3 separate regions of the Homo sapiens genome follow, and all the other regions are linked to region 3. A link is a contact called in ENCODE Hi-C or POLR2A ChIA-PET data. All regions are on one chromosome and are shown on one strand. The core of a region is the stretch at or near the end of the contact, and the rest is flanking DNA. Distances in the headings are between cores, read along the strand shown.

The links. A loop is a pair of places that touch in the nucleus more often than their neighbours do. ChIA-PET counts read pairs that join two places held with the same protein, here RNA polymerase II (POLR2A). Pooled maps may share reads with other maps.
Region 1: a loop to region 3 is called in a pooled map, with 5 times the contacts of the local background. The contact joins the promoter of NHERF1 here to the enhancer-like site in region 3. A Hi-C loop is called at or near these places in 7 of 50 pooled maps. POLR2A ChIA-PET finds 5 or more read pairs at or near these places in 2 of 52 experiments (HepG2 and K562).
Region 2: a loop to region 3 is called in a map of ascending aorta, with 5 times the contacts of the local background. The contact joins the promoter of GPRC5C here to the enhancer-like site in region 3. A Hi-C loop is called at or near these places in 2 of 168 maps with a recorded cell type or tissue (aorta and ascending aorta) and 8 of 50 pooled maps.

The regions. Positions count from the first base shown.
Region 1 is chr17:74,747,187-74,749,934 of GRCh38, reverse strand. NHERF1 (NHERF family PDZ scaffold protein 1) reads right to left here and starts at 1,307. Exons shown (of 6, transcript NM_004252.5): 1 at 648-1,307. The coding sequence starts at 1,088. It overlaps SLC9A3R1-AS1 (SLC9A3R1 antisense RNA 1), which reads left to right and starts at 68. Exons shown (of 3, transcript NR_187307.1): 1 at 68-872; 2 at 1,008-1,362; 3 at 2,392-2,748. It overlaps MIR3615 (microRNA 3615), which reads right to left and starts at 1,322; the gene lies at 1,236-1,322. RAB37 (RAB37, member RAS oncogene family) reads right to left here. Exons shown (of 9, transcript NM_001006638.3): 9 at 2,600-2,748. RefSeq lists enhancers at 244-869, 2,158-2,748 and a silencer at 1,074-1,763.
Region 2 is chr17:74,430,639-74,433,379 of GRCh38, reverse strand. GPRC5C (G protein-coupled receptor class C group 5 member C) reads right to left here and starts at 1,292. Exons shown (of 4, transcript NM_022036.4): 1 at 1,239-1,292. RefSeq lists a silencer at 2,280-2,419.
Region 3 is chr17:73,290,001-73,293,118 of GRCh38, reverse strand. The region is part of intron 1 of CDC42EP4 (CDC42 effector protein 4); the gene reads left to right. Among named protein-coding and RNA genes, the nearest start is that of CDC42EP4, 20 kb to the left of the region's middle. RefSeq lists enhancers at 1,134-1,203, 470-1,351, 1,335-1,629, 1,604-1,683, 1,974-2,193. Within about 2 kb of position 1,503, at least 32 of the 41 ENCODE cell types and tissues checked have a DNase peak (open chromatin) inside an H3K27ac peak, as active enhancers do; they include ascending aorta, where a contact is called at or near this core.

The DNA.
Region 1 (2,748 bases), core at 58-2,557, 1.5 Mb before region 3:
TCCTCCTCCCTGCCAGGCAACCCCCACACCGCCCTGAGATGGTGGGGCTTCCTCTCCCTTAGAAGTCACACAGGACTCCGGGAGGATGAAGTCCAGCAGGACTGAAGTTCAGGACACACACCGGCGGGCTGCGGAGAGGGCCTCCTCGCGCCGGGGCTCCACACAGGAGGAGTAATGCTATTCCTCTAGCTTTTGAAGTAGGAGTGGCGGGCGAAGCTGGCACCTCTGGGGCGGAGAGCCCTTTCTCCCCGGCCCATCTGCGGACTGGGGTGAACGAGGAGAGGGCACCAGGGAAGGAGCAGGATTGGGGGATTCCGAGGAACGGGAGCAGACACCCACAGACCCGAGGGAAGGGGGCTGGGTTCCCCTGCGCCGCCCTCCCAAAGGCCAGGGAACAAGAGGTGCAGGCGGCAAAGGCGCTCAAGCTCCCAGCACAGCCTGGGAAGGAGAGGAGGTCGCGGGACGCAGCCCCAGGCCTGCCTAGGATGTGTCAGGGCGCCTGGTCGGCGGGCGGAAGCGGTCTCCCCCTCGCAGCTCGAGTTTCAGAAAAACGACGGCGGGCGCGGGGCTGGACGGCCGGGGCACCTGGGTCTCTCCGGATCCTCCTCCCACTCCATGCCAGCCTGCGCGGCTTGGGCCCCGCTTACCTGCTCCGGGTGGCTCTTGTCGGCCTCGCGAGGCTCATTTTCGTTGCCAGCCCCCTGCACCTCGGCGGCGGCCGGCGGCTCGGCCTGCCCCGGCGCTTCCTGGGCGCGCAGCAGCTCCTCTCGGACCTGGACGCCGAGCTTCTGCAGCTGCTCGTCCGTCTCGGGGTCGACCACCAGCAGGCGCACGGCGTTGAGTGCGGCGCGGATGCGGCTCACCACCTGCTGGTGGGTCTCCTTCTCCACGTTTTCGCCGTTCACCTCCACCAGCCGGTCCCCCGCCAGCAGCCCCGCCTTCTCGGCCGGCGAGCCGGGCTCCACCAGCCGGATGTACTGGCCCAACTTGCCCTTCTCCCCGTGCAGGTGGAAGCCGTAGCCGTTCGGACCCTTCTCCAGGCAGCAGAGCCGGGGCAGGGGCGCCCCGGCCGCTGCGTCCGCGCTCATCTCGCCCTGCGACGGGTCAGCGGCGCGACTTGGGGTTCCGATGGGGACGGGACGGGACGGCCCAGCCCTTCTTCCCGTCCAGCGAACCGGGAGCGCAGCAGAGAAGCCCTGAGCCGCCGGACGGGCCAAGCAAGCAGGTGTCCCAGGAACCGTCGGCCGCCGCGAGCCGCGAGGAGCCGAGAGAGGACCACAGACCAATCCCCGCCCCGCGCGGCGTCTGAGCGTCCCAGAGTCCGCCCCGGCTCCTTACCCCGGGGGCGGGGCCGCGCTGAGGGTGGGGACCTCCGCGGGCCAATAGGGGGCTGCAGGCCTGGGCGCTCCGGCCGGGTGAACGGCGCCGGCCATTGGGAACGCGCGGGGCGGGGCCTGCGCTCGGCGCGGCGCCCCGCGGCGGGCGAAGACTAGCGCTCAGGAAGTGGAAGTGTTTGTTACCGAGCGGCCGGCGCTGGGGTGGCAGGGGCGGGGCTCGCCGAATTCCCGGTTCTGGGCGGGTGGGCCCGCCGGCTCCGGCCTGGTTTCCCCTACCTGTGGCGGGGAGTGAGGAAAGCCGGCCCTCGGGTAAAGGACCCTAACTTTTTTTTTTTTTTTTGAGACGGAGTCTCGCTCTGTCGCCCAGGCTGGACTGCCGTGGCGCGATCTCGGATCACTGCAACCTCCGCCTCCCGGGTTCAAGCGATTCCCCTGCCTCAGCCTCCCGAGCAGCTGGGGTTACAGGCGCGCACCACCACGCCCCGCTAATTTTTGTATTTTTAGTAGAGACGAAATTTCGCCATGTTGGCCAGGATGGTTTCAAACTCCTGACCTCAGGTGATCCGCCCTGGGATTACAGACGTGAGCCACCGCACCTGGCCAACGTTTTAACAGCCTTTAGCCAAAGCCTGGGTGCAGCTCCAGTTGAGAGGGAGCGGCTGTTGCCGGGGCAACTGCTCCCGCTCGGGGCAGCGAGGGCCGGTCAGTCTCGAGAATTAAGACGGAGGGCCTCCTCGGACCCTACAGAGTTGTTTGAATAACATTTTTCCGTTTGTGGGAACCCTAACCCTAATCCACTTTGTGCTGTCCCAGGACTCGCATAGAGGAGTGCAGGTTCTGATCCCTGCTGGGAAGGTGAGGGCTCCGCGGAGAGCCTGGGACCTCGAGGGGCAGCCCGCTGAAGACAGGCCATCTAGGGCAATAGCGTGGGCTTTGGCAGCAGCGTTTGGCTAGGGAGGTGGGGTGGGGAGAGGCAGGACAGACTCAGGTAATCAACCTCTGGGTACACGCCACAGGGAAAGGAGCCTTGGTTTTTTTTTTTTTTTTCCAACAGAAAAATGATTAGGACTGTAAAGCCTTCTAGCTCCCTCTTGCCAAAGAGAGGCTGGTCACAGAGGCGGGAGACAGTCTGTTGAGCGGGGAGCTGACCATCTGAGGACAGACACTGAGGAAGGAGGATGGAATGATTTTGGCAGTGAATGACAATTCCTTCAACAAGACCCCCCCCCCCCACTCACTTCAAAGAAACAGTGGACAGGATGTGCTTTCCAAAATACTGCAGTTTAATTCTGAAAAACTCAAATGCAAGAGGCCCAGAGCTGTCTATGGGATTGGATCTCCTGCAACCTGCCTTGGGCCCCAGAAGAGACTGGCAATGTCAGCCTCCTCCCTGCTCTGCCTGAGGGAGGCC
Region 2 (2,741 bases), core at 43-2,542, 1.1 Mb before region 3:
CAGGCATTTGGGCCAAAATGCCCTGAGCTCTCTGAGACTTGGAAATCTTCAAGGGTCTGCTCTGGAATGTCACTCTGGAATGCGCCCCACCCCCCAATGCACTCCCTCCCCCAGTCCAGTTGAAGGCACAGGGGTGGGGGGCCGGCGGGGAGAGGAAGCTCCAGGAGCACAAAACCCTACTTCCAACAGTCTCCTCTCCCGGGCTTTAGGATCTTGATCGTGGAGTTTGTAAGTGATTGGGTCTTCCAGCGTGTAACACTGCGGGCCTGGGGATGGAGGTGCAAAGGACGCTGGAAAAGCCAGCCGGGAGTGGGGGTTCGGGATCTAGGGGCCAGGCTACCAGAAGGGGAGGCGCTTTGATAGTCTGAATTTCCAAACTTCCCTCAGGGGGATTCTGAACCCTCTCGTCCCTACTTGGGTCGACGGTACTGGGGTCTACACCTGCGCTCCCTGGGTGGCTGGAATGGGGAGCAAGGGAACCAGTCACTCTCTCCCATTTTTAGGGCCACAGAAACCTGCCCTCCACATCCACAGTAGCAGGCGGCAGAGAGGACGCCACCCACGAGAGAGAGTGACCGCGGACTCCCACCGAGAGGCAGGCGGTGGAGGGGCTCCTCTTGGAGACCCCGATTATGGAGTGGTTTCCCCTCCCTCCAGCCCGAGCCGCAGCGCCGGGCTCCCCCACCCCCCCAGTCCCCAGCCGGCTCGGGTTTGAAAACTTTCAGCGACCGAGCGGAGTTGGCGCGGCGTCCCCAGCCCGCAGGATGTCCAGTCCCCCCGCCTCTGCCCTCGCCCACTCCCCGCCGTCCCGACCCGACTCTTCCGGGCGGCGGAGCGGGAAGGCAGCAGCCCTTACCTGGGACTCGCCGCCGGCCCCGCTCCAGCGCAGCGTTTGGGGCCAACTCCAGCCCCAGGCGGGGGGCGGGCGGGGGTGGGAGGGACGCGGCGCGGGGCGCTGGGCCAGGCCCGGTCCTGGCTGGGATGGCGGGGCCCGGGCCGGGACGCAGGGCCTGCCTCTCCCTGGGACCGAGGCTGAGCCAGGCGCGCTGGGTTGCTCGCTCTCGCGCGGGCCTGTCCCCAGGCAGGGCTCCTTGCTTTCGGCGAGGGTGGGCTGGAGCCTGCATCACCGTTACATCACCTCCATTCAGGGCGCTAATCGGGCGCCCGCCGCGCTCCAGGTACGTGCGCTCCGTTTACACAGGAACAAAGCCTGCCCGGCCCTCCCCGCCCCGACTCACCTCCAGGCTGAGCCGACTCGTACTTTCCGGCTGGTGAGGGAGATGGGAGTTTCTGGCCCTGCCGGCGTGTGGGTTGTTGCTGTTGACTGCCACGCCCCCGCATGCGGGCGCGCGCACACTCACGCGCACTCACTTTCTGGGCTCGGCCTTCGCCGGGGCAATTGGTGTGAGGGTGCAGCCCTGCGCACCCCCCACCGCGTCTTCCAGAGAGCGCGCCTACGGACACGCGCGGGGCTACCTTGGCGCGTCTCCGTGGGGGACACCTAGCCTTTGTCACCTTCGTCCTGGCCCTCCCGTGAGACACACTTCAGGCACAGTTCGCTGGGAGCGGGCCGGAGCGAGGCGCACACTCAAGACAGAGTCCGTCTTTGTCACGCCTTCTGCGCCCCCTCCCCTCCCCAGCTTGCACACGTGGACACACCGCACACCGAGGTTCGCCTTTTGCACGCACGGTCCTTCTCTGGGACCTCCACCAGTCACCAAGCGTACGTGGGATCGTCACCAAGCGCTCCTCTCACGCGTGGGCCGAGTCCAGACCACTCTGGACCGTGGGCAAAGGTCCCCCTCGGCCCGACTACCCCGCGCCCGGGTTTCCTGTGACCGTTCCAGGTTCTGCCCAACTCGGAGCGCGCTCTCCCCTCCCGGCGTCCCCGTTCCCTGCTCCGACTTGTCCTAATTAGCCTTCACGGTTTTGTTCCCCGAGGTACAGTGTTTAGCGCGACCCCCTGGGCCTCTGCGCTCCGGGACACGTTGGCTCTGACTCCGAGTCCGTCCTTTCCAGGAGGTCAGGTTCCCACCAGCCCCACCCCCCACTCCCTGTTCCGGGGTGGATCTGTGGGTTGCCACCCTTTCCCCTCCGGCCCCAGGAATCTGCTGAAGCTGGACCGCAGAAATTGGGAAGCGAATCCAGGCTGGTACTTATCCAGCCCGATAAACAAGAGATTTTCCGGCCGCCTTCCCCCGGGGCTGCTGGCCTCGCGGGGGGTGGGGTGCGCAGTCCTGGGGGCCCGCAGCGAGGCCTAGTTAGCCCGCGCCAGAGGCCCGTAGGGGCTGAGGCGCACAGAGGAGGGAGAGGTTGTTGGGCCTGGCCAGGGCCCTGGAGACGCGGAGGGAGGGCAGGGCGCCGAGTCTCGGGGTGCCGGTTCTCATGACGCCGAATTGCCTGGGGGATCGCCAGCGGTGCGCCGGTCGGAGCCAGCTGGTGGCGGGGCGGGCGGCCCGGAGTGTTTGCTCAACCCTGAGCGCCCGCGAGGGGGAGGGGAGGCAGCTGGTCACGGGCTAGGGGGTAGCAAGGTGGAGGAGCGGGGGCTGGGAAAGGGGAGGGTATCTCCCGGGCTGCTTGTTTGCGTGCCTGCCGCGGTCTACGACAACCGGGAGTCTAAACTCTATGAATCACCCGGAGTTGCTGGAGCGATAAACCTCAGGCTGGTTCCTCCCCTCGCACACCGGCTTCTCGGACTCCTGGAGGGAATGTTTGCTTAGCGGCCGGAGCTGGCGGTGAGG
Region 3 (3,118 bases), core at 254-2,753:
GCCAGAACTTTGGGAGGCCAAGGCGGGTGGATTGCTTGATGCCAGGAGTTCGAGACCAGCCTGGCCGACGTGGTGAAACCCCATCTCTAAAAACATAAAAAAATCGGCCAGGAGCAGTGGCTCCTGTAATCCCAGCACTTTGGGAGGCCGAGGCGGGCAGATCACCTGAAGTCAGGAGTTCAGGACCAGCCTAGCCAACATGGTGAAACCTGGTCTCTCCAAAAAATTCAAAAATTAACTGGGCATGATGGCAGGTGCCTGTAATAAAAACTAAAAACAAAACAGAACTCTTTATGTGGCCTGGTAGGGAGGGCTCTATGTAACCTGGGCCCTGGCTGCATGGATTTTTATTCTATTCCATAAATGCCACAAGCCTGTTCCTATACCCCGGCGTTTGCACGCGCCGTTCCCTCTGCCTGGGTCGCTTCTGACCCGGCTGGTTCCTTCTCATCATTTGGTTCTCAACTCATGATGCTCCTTCCTCAAGAGGGGCCTCCCCCAGACCCCCTGACTCCCACACCCACTCATACCACCCCTTTCCCTCCTTATACTGAGGAATATGAGATACCATTTATTTTATTTATAGGTTTACACCTCCATTCCCCACCCCCACCCCCCACACTCACACTACACACGTGCCCTGGGAAAACAGCGTGCTATTTTCACTGCTCTATCTCCAGGGCCTAGAAGAGTTTGTGAATATCAGTGGGTCTGCAGGAAGTCATGGAGTGAGTGACTGGATGATGAGTAATGGAACAAAGCCTCTTGTAGCCGATCCAGGTCACAACTAAAGTCATCGTGCACTAAAAGCCCTCTGCTATTCGGCCACATTGCCTGGACCTGGCATCGGGTGGTTGGTTAGAACAGCTAGGGGAAGGCCCTGCAGAGGGCATGCTGCCCAGCAGCAGTGGCGGAGGCAGTGGCAGTGGGCATTGAGGCATGTTGTGTACCCTGTATACCGGGGTGAACCGCAGGGCAGCTTCAGAGAGCGAGGCCTGCCTAGCTGCCCCATGAGAGCTCAGGTCTGGCGCCTGCCTCAAGCCAAGCTGCCAGGGACAGGCCACTGCCCGGTCACTTGGAGTGAGAAGTGTTGGTCCCGTCTGTCCTTCTGCTCTGGGTCTGCTGGGCTGGCCAAGCTGGGAGGGCCAGGGAGGATAGGCGAGGGGTCCAGGCAAGGGTGGTCTTCCGTAGTCTCAGGAACAGGGCTGAACTAAAGGTGTGGTTGCTGTGACCCAAGCAGGGGCCTGACCTTCTGGGGAGGGCTCCTCGTTCCCACCTTAAAGGAAGGTTCCGTGGTCAGTGGGCTGAGGGTAGAGGAATCTGTTCCTCCGGAGGCTCAGGAGAGCTAGGGAGGGCTGTGAGCTGTGATCCATTTTCCCTCTCCCTGCCAAGAAAGTGGGATGTGGTTTCTGGGGTGGGGTGGGGGTGTCCCGCCCAAGGCAGGCTATGGGGAGTGCCTGCCCCACGTTGGGCAGCCTATTTTAGCCACTTCCCCAGAGCTGAGTCACCATGCTTCTGAAAGCCCCGCCCAAAGCCACAATGCCCTGTGGCCTCCCAAACCATAGCTGCCCCCAGGACCTGCCCAGGCCTCTGGCGAGACTCCCACCACCTACTTTCTCTTAAACTCTATGATCCAGCTCGTCACCTCCAAACTGTTCTCTGTTAGAAGCTCAGAGTGACTCAAGGTCACTCAAGGCTGGTGAAACCAAGCTGTTGCTGACCCTCAATCCTGCTGGGTGGCCTGTCTAGTCTGAGCTCCAGACACCCAGGCCTCATCCCCAGTGTGGACTGCCAGGTACTGCAGCCCCCTCCTCGCTGGGGCAGTGGGACAGATGCGTGACTCCCTCTAGGCCCCAACTCTCTCAGGACCCTTCCTTGCTGGTTATTGAAGATGGCTTTCTACAAGCCACAAAGTCTCGTTCCCAACCCCCCAGGAAGCGAGACCGTGGCAGCAGGCAGCACTGGGTAGACCTGTCCCTGTCTTTCTGGGGTGTGGGGTTGAACAAGATCCTGGGGACCCCAGGGCTAGCCCAGGATGGCCGTGATTTCAGCTGAGTTTCCCTGCTGTCCCCTCTGACCTACCTCAATAGTTCTACCCGCAAGGATGTGCTGGGTGGTGTGGCTAATGGGATGCGGGGAGCTGTCCTCCCCTGTAGCCATCATGGCCAGGATATTTGGTCCCTTTGGGCAGCCACAGTGACCTGCAGCTTCTCTGGTGAGTCCTGGGGAGCCGGGTCTGTGGTTTCCCTTTCTTTCCTCTCTAATGAGCGTATAAGATCGGGAAACCACAGGACCTGACATCACTCACAGGGTCTGGGGGTTCCTGCCTTGGCGTTGAAACCCTTAACGCAGCTCTGGGGGCTCGTGCCGCCATGTTCTCACCCGGTTCTGACCATCCACACCCGCCTCCCTGCTTCTCTGTCTTTGTTGTTTACCTGGTGAGCATACCTGCTCTATCTTCACCTGTGTGTTCTCACTCAAGGCTGCTGTTTCTCAACTGGGGCAGTTTTGCCTCCTGGGGGACATTGGGCAATATCTTGAGACAGTTTTGCTTGTTGTGACTGGGGGGTGGATGCTACTGGCATCTAATGGGTAGAGACCAGGGATGCTGCTGAATATCCTACAGTGCACAGGGCAGGTCCACCTCCCGATGAGAAATTATCTGGCCCAAATAGCAACAGTGTGGAACCTGCTCTAGGATTACACAAGAACCTTCTTGAAGCAGCTGTTGGGTACCCCCTTCTCTGTACCCTGCCGGCCAGCAGTGGGGAGGAGCACTCAGTGGTCGGTGGTCACTGACCAGCAATGCCGCCGCCAGAGCTGGAGAAGGGCCTGGAGTGGAGCGGAGAGAGCTCTGGACTCAAAGACCCAGTTTCTAGCCCAGCTCTGTTGCTTTGGGCTAAAAACCTGGATAAATCACTTTCCTTCAATAAACTTGTTTCCTCATCCATAAAGTGAAAGTGCTGCACTGAATATCCCCTCCAGTTCTTTGAGATTCCTGGATGCTGTGCGTAGAGCCAGGAGTCGGGGTGCAGGCAGGTGGAAGATGGGGTCCCCTCCGTTCCTGACTGGTGTCCCTGCTGGTGGCAGTAGAAGCCTGAAGGATTTGCCAGGAACG